Linked DNA regions of Homo sapiens: region 1 is linked to region 2. Evidence: chromatin loops called from intact Hi-C (ENCODE). Cell type or tissue: PC-9. All regions are shown on one strand. Links, peaks and the distances in the headings refer to the core of each region. The heading gives the core; the rest is flanking DNA.

Evidence for each region. Peaks named below come from ENCODE experiments on the same cell type or tissue, not always from the same donor. Only the 100,000 strongest peaks of a DNase experiment are listed, where the experiment ranks them.
Region 1: a loop joins it to region 2, with 3.0 times the contacts of the local background. A loop is called at or near these places in 15 of 110 quality-filtered maps.

The regions. Positions count from the first base shown.
Region 1 is chr14:68,253,753-68,259,141 of GRCh38, forward strand. The region is part of intron 7 of RAD51B (RAD51 paralog B); the gene reads left to right. Among named protein-coding and RNA genes, the nearest start is that of RAD51B-AS1, 430 kb to the right of the region's middle. In PC-9, for the core only: no CTCF peak of the experiment used is centred there; a DNase peak (open chromatin) is centred at 2,219; H3K27ac peaks cover 2,569 bases.
Region 2 is chr14:68,304,309-68,309,697 of GRCh38, forward strand. All of the region lies in intron 8 of RAD51B (RAD51 paralog B), which reads left to right. Among named protein-coding and RNA genes, the nearest start is that of RAD51B-AS1, 380 kb to the right of the region's middle. RefSeq lists enhancers at 2,094-2,233, 4,910-4,979. In PC-9, for the core only: no CTCF peak of the experiment used is centred there; DNase peaks (open chromatin) are centred at 2,263 and 2,883; H3K4me3 peaks cover 1,014 bases; H3K27ac peaks cover 4,725 bases.

The sequences.
Region 1 (5,389 bases), core at 65-5,064, 51 kb before region 2:
CGTTTCACTGATAGGAAGTTGAGGCACAGAGAGTAATACAGATAGAAGTGACATAAATGAGATTCAAACTCAGGGTTGTGGACAGTACTCTTACTCACTAAATATATTGCTATATATTTTACTGTTATAATTGGCCTCAAATATTATCCTGCTCTGTCTTAACAATTACTAAAAACGAGAAAAATATGCATCATTTATTCTAGTTTTTCAAATAGTTTTATAATTAACTCTATTTTGTCTGGATCTTATCTTGATGTGCAGTGTTAGGTGAAGCTCATATTTAATTTTTCTATTTGTCAGTGTCCCCAGTATATTAGTGCCTCTTTAGGAACTTGGAAAGGACTTGCCTTCTCTAAGAAGCCTTTGTGATTAGTGCCACTTCATGTTACTTGTTTCTGCAATTGTTTATTTCTTCAGAATTGTTGGTTTCTCAGCAGCTTTGATCTGAATGATTTTGTGGAATCTCATGTTGCTCCTAGATTAAAAGATTTATTTTAAAAAAAGAGGTGCTGTCTCTTCAAGTCGTTTCATTCTTTACATAAGAACAGGGTGGGAGGTTCTTGTCCTAGTTAGCATCAGCCCCTCTCCCCCAACCCTCCACAGTCAGCAGATCCATGAATTTAGATGAGAGGAAAGCCACATCTCCATTTTCACTAACCTTTAACTGAAATTGATTATTTCCTTCAATTTTGATTGTGGGCAAAAAACCACAGTAGTATTAGCTGTTCCTGGGACTTTAAACCACAGATCAGATAGTTAATCTTGCATTTCAGTTGTTCCAGGTACCTTTAAATATTCTTTATACGCATCACTACTTTGACAATATTGTAGTTGATCCACCACTAGATTTTGCCATTAATGCATTAAGAAGCACATTCATTAATATTTCAAATATTCAAAGCTATTTTGGAAACTATATTTCTATAAAATTAGTTTTCTTTGTAATCCTATATGTTTTATTTACTTAAAAGTGTATATATTTTATGCACTTAGAAACATTTTTCTGAGAAGGGCTTATAGGTTTCACCAAATCACCAAAGGGATCCATGATAAACACTGTGAAGAGTTCTTGTCTGTTTGAATACAAGGCATACCATTGGGCCTTGTAAATTACCCACTGGGTACTGAGTAATCAAGAGGCAATTTAGGAGGAGCTGGAAAATAGTCCAATATATTCCTCTCTAGTGCTTTGATTCTTTCACTTCTGGAATAATTCTCTTTATAGTCCTAAAGAGAACTGTGTATTCTCTTTTTCTCCATCTCCTTTGCCTTTCATCCTCCCCTTTTCCTCTTTTTCACTTAGTATTTTCTTTCTTTCACATGCTCCCTTTTTTTTCTTTCTTTCTCATTCTCTTCTTCCTTGACTTTGCTCTTTTTCCCTTTTCTTCCTCTTCCTTTTCCTCTCTCCCCACTAAAAACATTAATATCTTACGGAGTTTGTGTTTCAACTATTTTCAGAAAACTTTTTCTCTTTGTGGTCTAAGAAAGAGTTCAAAGACAGAGATAAACAAAAAGAGTTGACAGAAAGAGTTAATAATATCAACAAGAAGTTGAAAGCAAGATTTGTCAAAGATAAACATAAGGTAATTATCTGGAAATAGTTGACCTTAGAGGTCACCTGCCTGGTTTGCTGGTCTGGCCCCTGGGAAAGCCCTTGTACCCTGGTTCTGGTTCCATCATTCCAAGTCCTACTTTCATACCTTAGTTACCTAATTCCTTTTATAAGACAATCATTCACACTAATTTTCAAAGTCCCACAAGGAGGGACTTGTTTTGAGACAATGAGGCAATTAGACTGTATTGTTGAGTTACAGTCATTTCTTTGAGATTAGTTCGAAAGTATATATATTCATGGACAAAAGTTATCACATAATTTTCTCACCTAAAGTGGAACTTTTGATACCTGTAATAAGTTAGTAGTTTCTCAACTGCCCATACCATGATCTCACCTATCTGCTGCAATGTAATAGTCATTGTTCATGGATGCCTATTTATACAATGTGTATTGCTACAGAGCTTTTCCTTCTTAAAGTAATTTCTATGTCTGGGATGATGCCATTTTTCTACACTAAAAACATTAGCTCGTCTTACAGCTAATATAAGCTGAAAATTAGAGGTGCCTGGGGGAGGGAAATGAGGCAGATGGATTGTTTACATGAGTGCTATAGTTTCACTTTTTATGCACCAGTCACCTTGGAAAAATTAATGCCCTGTAAGTTTGCCAATCAGATTGCTCCAGTCATCTCTAAACATTCCATTTGGTTTATTAGAATAATAAATACTGTGCAAAAAAAGTTCATCTGGATCCAGGATATTATACTGTGGTCAGTGGAAGAAATATGTGCTGCACCTTACCTCTGACTAGATTTGGTCAGGTGACACAGTGAGCTTGACAAAGGGATACAGATTTACCCTATTTGGGTGTTGAATCTGAGGACTAGTCACTGGAGTTACAGCCTTTAGAAATCTTTGTCACCTGTCCAGGGCTGGTGCTGGTGGCCTCTTCACTGGCCATTTCTGTCATGCACCTGACCATTTGATGTCTGCTGAGTGGTCTATTAAGAAAGGATTAAAGGATCTCTCTTCATCCTTCCAGGTGGATTCGGGTGTCTGTAGTCACCCAGAAAAGACTTACTGGAAAGTCCATTAAAGGTGTCATCTAATTTGATGACGATGACTCTGAATTAATTTCAGTTGGGGAAGCTTCCATTTTTATGTCTGGCTTTTAGGTCCTTCCATGATATGTCCCTTCTTGTCTCATCAGACTCATTCCAGTGGATCCCCAGGAACAGCTCTACTGCTCTCAGCGAAAGAGGCCTGAAGTCACACTGCTTGGTTGATCTGTCGTGACATCCTAATATTTTCTCTCAAACTGTTTTCTTTCGTCCTGTGTAAACTTTGCTTTTTCTCTGAGGCCTATCCTAGTGTATTTCCAAGGCCCCAGGTTAAATCCCACCTCCTTCCCGAGCCTTTCCTATTGTCTTACTCACTTCACCAATCTCTCTTGCCCCTAACCTTCTACAGTTCTGAAACCCGATACAAAAAGAAAAACTTTTGGCACAGGAAGCGATTGAATAGAATCAGATAAATACTAAAGTCATAAACATAAAATCTGGATTTATTCATATAAGGGATATTAAAGTTAAAGTTAATATACATAAGTATATTTCAAGAGCAAAGCTCATATTTTAACACTTTATTTCTGGAGTATAGGTTCCAGGAAAAAGGAATAAAATCTGTAATTTTTAAAAAGGCAATTACAGAATGTCCCCTGCACTAATCAAATTAATTGCAGCATTAAAACATGGATGGACTTTGAAAACATGCTGAGTGAAATAAATCAGACATTGAAGGATAAATGTTGTATGATTCCACTTATATGGGTATCTGGAATAGGCAAATTCATAGATACAGAAAGTAGAATAGAGGTTTCCAGGAGCTTGGGGAAGGATGAATGGGGAGCTGTTTTTTAGTGAGTACAGAATTTATTGGGAATAAGAAAACATTTTGAGTAGATAATGGTAATAGTTATGTAATGTTATGAATTAATTTAATGTCACTGAATTATATACTCATAAATGGTTAAAATTATAAGCATTACGCTACATATTTTACCACAATTAAAAAAGCAATGGAACAAAAAATTAAAAATTAAAATAAAATTAATTGCACCATTATTTGTAAAGGGAAAAAACTCCTTCAGTGTCTAAAAATGGAAGAATTAAACTGTGACATGTGTAGTATACTATTTATGCTCAATTGATAATTTAAAATTAAATGATTTTGTATATTAATAAGAATTTTTACATAATGTTAAGCAATTAAAAACAAAATATAAAATTATTAAAATGTGTATATATGGAGCAAGATGAGAAGGGAACATGAAGGAGTGAAAAGAGTTTTTGCTAAGATTGCGGGATTGAGAAATTCTTTAATTGAAAGATTTCTCTCTTAACAGTATTATAAAACTCCAAAGTTTATTATATAAATATGTTAGGTTTCATAGTGTTGTTCTCTGTGATTGTTTTTGACATCTTAACTCAATTGTAAACTTCATAGAAGTGGAGTCCATGTCATTTATTTCTTCCATAACCCATGCTTTTAAAATGGTAGAGAACCACAATAGATTATTAATGTTTTTAATTAATGGATAGATTTATTAGTTATGGAGAAAGTAAGTCAAACTAGAGCATAGGAACTGACATTTTTTGAACGCTTACTAAGTGCCACACATTATGCTGGATGTTTAGTATAGTTTTTTTAATTTGAATATTCATAAAACCCTGAGAGAAATGTATTACTAATCACCTTCTAATGATGAGGTATCTGAGATTCAGAAACATAAGTGAGCTGTGTGAGTGATATGATTAGTCAAATTTGAGACCAGGTGAGTAATCCCAGCACTTTGGGAGGCCAAGGTGGGAGGATGACTTGAGGCCAGGAGTTTGAGACCAGCCTGGGCAATATAGTGAGACCCTGTCACCACGAACAGTAAAACATTAGCCAGGCGTGGTGGTGTTCACTTATAGTCCCAGCTACTCAAGAGGCTGAGGCGGGAGGATCGCTTGAGCCTGCAAGGTTGAGGTTGTAGTGAGCCATGATTGCACATGCCAGTGCACTCCAGCCTGGGAGACCCTGTCTCTATACACACACACCACACACACACACACACACACACACTCTCTCTCTCTCACACACACACACACAATTTGAAACCAAGTTTTTATTGTTTTTGGTTGATTTTTCTTATTCCAGAAACATATCTCTTTAACTAGTAATATGTTAGTGTAACCGTGGAACATTGCGATGGTTTTTGTGTCTTAAAAAAACTTAAAGATGCTGGGTTCATGACTAATAAAATGGGGTGTGTGTGTGTGCGTATGTAAGGTATCAAACAATGAACACTAATGAACACTGCACCTTTTCCAACATTGCCACTCAAGGACTTCCCACAGACTGCCTGTTATTTGGGGGCAGGTCATGACCATCCCCATGAGATAGTTTACTAGAGAGCATTATTCTTCCTCTCTCACACATTGGTATTAACTTAGACTTTTGTGGTCTTAAGGAATAAACACCCACTCAAGCCAGCTCAGATGACAAGAAAGTTACTGCAAAGAAAGAAGAATCTTCTAGAATATCAAGAGCAGGAGCCTTCCTGTGTAAAAATTCTGGAGCCTCTACTGCCGGTGGCCTAAGTAGTCATTTTTCAGACCAGAGTGACCTGTCCCTAGTCAAGGTTAACTAGACTAGAATTAAGCAACTGAGTCAAGGGCAGAAACTAAGGGGAGAATTTGCCAGTGGCAGGTGGGCTTGAAAGAAGCTGCTCAGACATATTTGTGAGACATGTCAGTGATTGAGGCTCTGCAAATTCCTGCTGCTGAAGTCC
Region 2 (5,389 bases), core at 133-5,132:
AATTATCACCCTCAATTTAGAAACAAAGAAACTGAAGTACGAAGTATTTCCATAACTTGCTGATGATCGCATAACTAGTAATTAGTTGGCATTCAAACCTAGAGTCTTGCTCTAGAGTCTGTGCTCTTGACCAGTATACCATACTCAGCTCTTCAAGATGATCATACAACTACCTCAGCTAGAGCTTATGATCACATATTTCTGTCATTGTTAGATTTGAGAGGTTTCCATGCATCACTATAAGTGCAGCTGTTTCTTTATGTGTGCCCTGAAATCTCTATGCTGATAGTCAGTAGAAAAGCAGTGTGTTTTAACAGAAGCTGAAGCACTGCATTTAGAATTGGGAGACTTGTATTCAAGGACCAGCTTTGCCACAAACCATCTGTACTATTTTGAGCAAGGCACTTAACTTCCCTGGACCTCAATTCCCTCAGCTATACACATAAGAGCTTGCATTAGGTGAAGCTGGCAGGCCTTTCAGTTTGCTTCTTCTGTCACATTCTGTCTTCGGTGAGCAAATTGGTATGTTCAAGCCTCAGACAGGCTTCTCTGTTCACCTCTTGAAGAAGGCTGGACCAACCCATCTATGAGCATTTTGTCACATTTCTTTTGTCACTGTTATTATATTGGATATCTAGAGCAGCAATCTTTTGAATCTATAACCCATCATTTTTTAGCATATTGCCCCAAAGTATGGAAAATTGCTGCCAAAAACTATAGTGCTACTATATAAAGTTATATAAAACACACCAGAAATAGAATTTTTAAAATATGAAGTGGGTTCTAGTATTTTTTCCCTACATCCCGTTGAGTCATTGTGATGTATTCCCACCACTTGGTATAGTTCAAATTTCTCCCTTCCTTGTTTTTACTGCAGAACTCTTTACTGTCCCAAGTAGAGTGAGACTGAAACCAAAATTTGAGCACTGGGTCCATTCATTCAATTGTTCATTCATTTACACGTTAAGTATGAAGCATCTATAATGTGAAATGCTTGCTGAATTTTCAGGAGGCCATAAGAACGGTATCAGGCTTGGCCTCTCCCCTCTCAAACATAAAGGCTAATTCTAGTGTTTTTCAGTTTTATCTGGTTGGAACCCTAGAATTCCTGCATACTGTAATGAAGCTAAACTTTACATCTAAACTGGCTATATGTATTGCACTACAGTGCATAAGACAAGAAAAGTTACAAAAAGAAGGAAAATCCAGAACGTGAGGCCCACAGACATGAAACAGTTGAAGTCACACTGTAGTACAGCATCTAATGAATTGCCAGGATGAGAGAAGCAGATTTTTAATATCAGAGGCATTCACAGAAAGGAGAGATCATCATGATCTTTGTGATGGAGGCTTGGACCACTGCCTTAGGATGTCAGGGCAGAACTAAGATGGGCCCCTTGGTTGGTCTGTCCTGACTCACTGTGTCTGCAGTGCCTGGATATCAGCCAGCAGACCACCTCCATCATTGAGTTAGACCCACTTACAAGGTGGCAGGCTATTAACCAGTCCCCTGTTCCACTGAGAACTTGCCAGGCTGGCCATCATAGCATGGTATAGGTTGAAGTAGCTTAGTACCTGTGGTGGATGACTGTTTTTCTCGGCCAGCTGTTTAATGAGCACCAAATGAAGTAAAATGCTGCTTGGTTCCTCTCCTCTCTTCAGACACAAACAATCGAGCACATCCTAGTGGAAGGGCCGTGTTGGGGAACTGGCTTTCTTGTGCTGATCATCTTGGTTCCCACATCCGTCCCTCCCCTCTGGGCTAGAGTTTGGAGGAGCTATTGAAGAACCTTGAGAAAACTGTTAACCTTGAAAGTTTAGTTATTCATCATCAAATATATTAACAAACGTTTGTAGCCAAAGCTTTACTGTCTATGGCAGTTTTAAATAATTATCAAAATCATGATTTAATTAATTTCTCTCTCCATTTTGGGTTGGCTTAGAGGAGTAGGAGATTGCAATTCACAAGTACTTTCTGGTCCTGTAACCAACTTGCACTTTCAAGTTCAGGTAATCACCTTGTCCTTTTCAGTTTATTTACCCATGACTTAGGTTAAAGTTGCCCATGCCTCTGGTGAAATTCACAAATGAAACTTCACCTAGCTGGGTTTCATATTTGTAAGAAATCATTTTTTTTCTCCATGAGAATGTGCAGGTCAGCTGAGACAAGCATGATTAATTCTAGACATGAATTAGAACAAGCCCAAGCTGAACAGCTCTCTCAGAGGAAGTCATCTGAAATTGGTATGTGTGACCCAGTATATCTTTTGACCAATTTGCATTGGAAACCACAGTGAGCATGGAAGAAATATAACCTTGATCCTCTGGCCTAATAAACATTCTTGCAATTCTAAATGTACCTAGAGTTTGTGACAAGTGTGTATTGGAAAACTCGTTGAAAACACATGAGTTAGTAATGTTCTCTTTCAGAAGATGAACTTGCATGGCCGAAGTGAGATTCCAGTGGGAAAGACCTGGTAGAGAAAGAGTGGGAGAATGCGTTGACCTCTGGAGGGCAGATTATGGCATGCCAGGCAATGGGTTGTGCCATCAGGGAAGGAATCTAGAAAGACGAGGAGACTCAGGAGAAAGGAGATGACTTCTGTTGACAGGTCATTGTTGCTCAGACTTAGTGCAGATGAGAAAGGAAATCCAGAAACCTACATGACAGCTCCTCTTGGATTGGATGAAAATATTGATTTTTTTTTTTTTTCCCTATCTGGAATTTGACAGGGTCAGTTCATGTCTGGGTTTTCAGCACTTAATACAGGGCGCTTTTGTCTTGGGAGGCGGCTGGACTGGTTTTTCCTCCAGGCAGGTGCACAGAGGGCGTTTATTGTAGCCTGAAACACAAACACCAAGCCCCTAGGCCCTGATCCACACACTCTCCAGTGTGGCTCAAGGAAATAAAGTGAACAATGTCTCTTGCAACAGGCGAGCACTGTAAATGCCACTCCTGAATGATATATTTCTTAAAACTTTGTATCCGTAACCTGATCATCTCTTAAAACTTAATTATATGTCAGAGAAAAGGAAGCTATTGGCTCCTCCAGCTGTCCAGGTTGAACGAGAGCACACAATGGAGCATATCCGATTCACAGCCTTACTTAGGTAATCAGATTAATATCTCCTGAATTGAATTTACCCTTTTGATATGGAGTCTTTCAGCTGCCTTGTTTCACATCTCAAATTCTGACAAAGCTGTGCGGCCTTTGAGTAATTTCCCTGAAATCTATATGTGGGAAGCCTGTACTTCAAGCAGTTTTTGGGACTTGCACCAATTAAATCTGTCTCTGGCACACTTTTAATGGCATGCTTTCCCCTGAGTCAACAACTGCTCCAAAATCTGAAGTCATTTGTTTAATTTAAAAGCAAAGGTTATGGAACAACCATTTCAAGCTTCACCAGCCAAACTCCAGTGGCTTTGAAAAGGGAGATGAGGCAGAGGAAAGGCTAATAAACTGGATTTCTTATACACAAAATAAATTAATTACTGTGTTTCTGTAAGCTAGTATCAAATCAAGTTTGTTCACACCCTCCTTGCCAACCTAGCTCTCCCTTTCTCTTCAAACTCACCCTCTCTGGGCTTTCATATTCACGATTGAGGCTCACCCTCTTACTGTTGTTCTTGCAACACAAACATCTGGACTGGATTTTTGTCAGCTGGAGTTGAGAGAGAACTGTAAATGATGCAGTGATTTTTTTTTCGTCCTTATTAAATTTATTTATAGCCAGTCTGAAGCCAGGAAACATGCTAGAGCCTTTGATTGGAGGTTCTCGAGGAATGTACGGTGGATGGTATTTTCTCCTGTTGTTTTCTAAATAATATCAAGGATAGAATTACATAACTCCCAACTTGAGTATTTTTTGCCCTGAAGGACCCTTTATTAGGACATTTTGCACATCAGAATTCTTCCATTATATTTGCTTATCCAATATGCCTTCTTTTCTGTCAGTGAGAGAAAAGGAAATGTACATGACAGGTTATTTCTGAAAAATTAGAAAGATGGAGAGTGAGTTTCTGGTTGTTTGGGACATGAACCAGTGGCATGAGTATTTTCTTTTGCCAAAGGGACACAACATGGATCCTATTTCTACCTCTTAACAACCTCTGCAATCTTAAAGCTGCCAAATCTCAAAGAATTTCATTCATTTAGTCATTATTTAAGATAATAAAAGGCCCTACAAGCAGCTTACGAAAATAATTTATAAAATATTTTTCTCTGCCCTTAGACCTTGTTAAATAACAATGCCTTGGTGTTTATAAAATTATTTAAGAAACAAAACTTTCTAGAGGAGGCTGAATCAGATGATGATTTCTTGAGGTCCCTTCCCAGTTCTATGATTTGAGATGATTCTTTAATTTTCCTTCACTGTCATTTATATCTGTGTCATTAAAAAAAAAAAAAAAAAAAGGGCTGTTTGGGAATGAGATTTGCTACACCCGTAGGCATTTTCTTCTTCAGAAAAGAGACTGTTTAGCTTTCTGCCACCCAAGTCAGTCATCCTCAGCCTGAACAATGGAGCTTAATGTTCTCCATCTTCCTAAGAGTTAGTGTCTGTTGTTATGAAAGTGAATTGAAACCAAATGTACTTTCTATTGGAAAAGCTGCCCTTGCTCTCAGCTCATGGACAAAACTGAGAGAGAAGGCTCTTACAAAACAGAGGGAAAAATCCTCGCTGTCATGTCATAACACCAGTTATTTCACTGTTAGACCTATGAACATATCTTTGATGCAACACTACACTATTTGATGATGTTTCTGTGTCACTTAAGATGGGCGTTTCATATTTATCTCTTAGAAATGTTAGCAGATTTTTTTCACGAGTTATCTTGCTTATGGACTGGAAAAGCTATTCTTACAGTAAGACCCTTCATTAACTGAGAAGGCATAAAAGATAGCTCATGTTCTCCACCAAGAAAGGAAGCTCTGTTTCTCTCTGTCTGATGGGAAGCATTTGAGACAGAGCAGCTTCATGAAGTGTGGATGTCTGTTACCCACTTCCCAGTTTTTAAAGTAAAAGCCAAGTCAATGGCACTGGTACTTGTAGTGAAATGAGCCACAGAGGCATCATTACTCATCACCATCACGACTCAAGGATCAGCAAATGAGAGTCCTGAAGGTAAAGAATGTTTATTTTCAGGTAGAGAAGAAAGAAAAATCACGGAGAGGTAGAGAAAAGTGAAGGGCAAAGGAAGAATCCAGCAGACATTAAGCAACACTGTATCTTCCAAGATCATAAAGCCAAATAGTTCCTGCTAGATTTAACTTTTATTATTTTGGGAGATGAAAATCACTGGGGCATGGAGTTCTCATTCTGCATTTAGGAACTTCCATAATATTTTAATAATAACAATAATGATAATAATGCCAATCACTTTAATTAA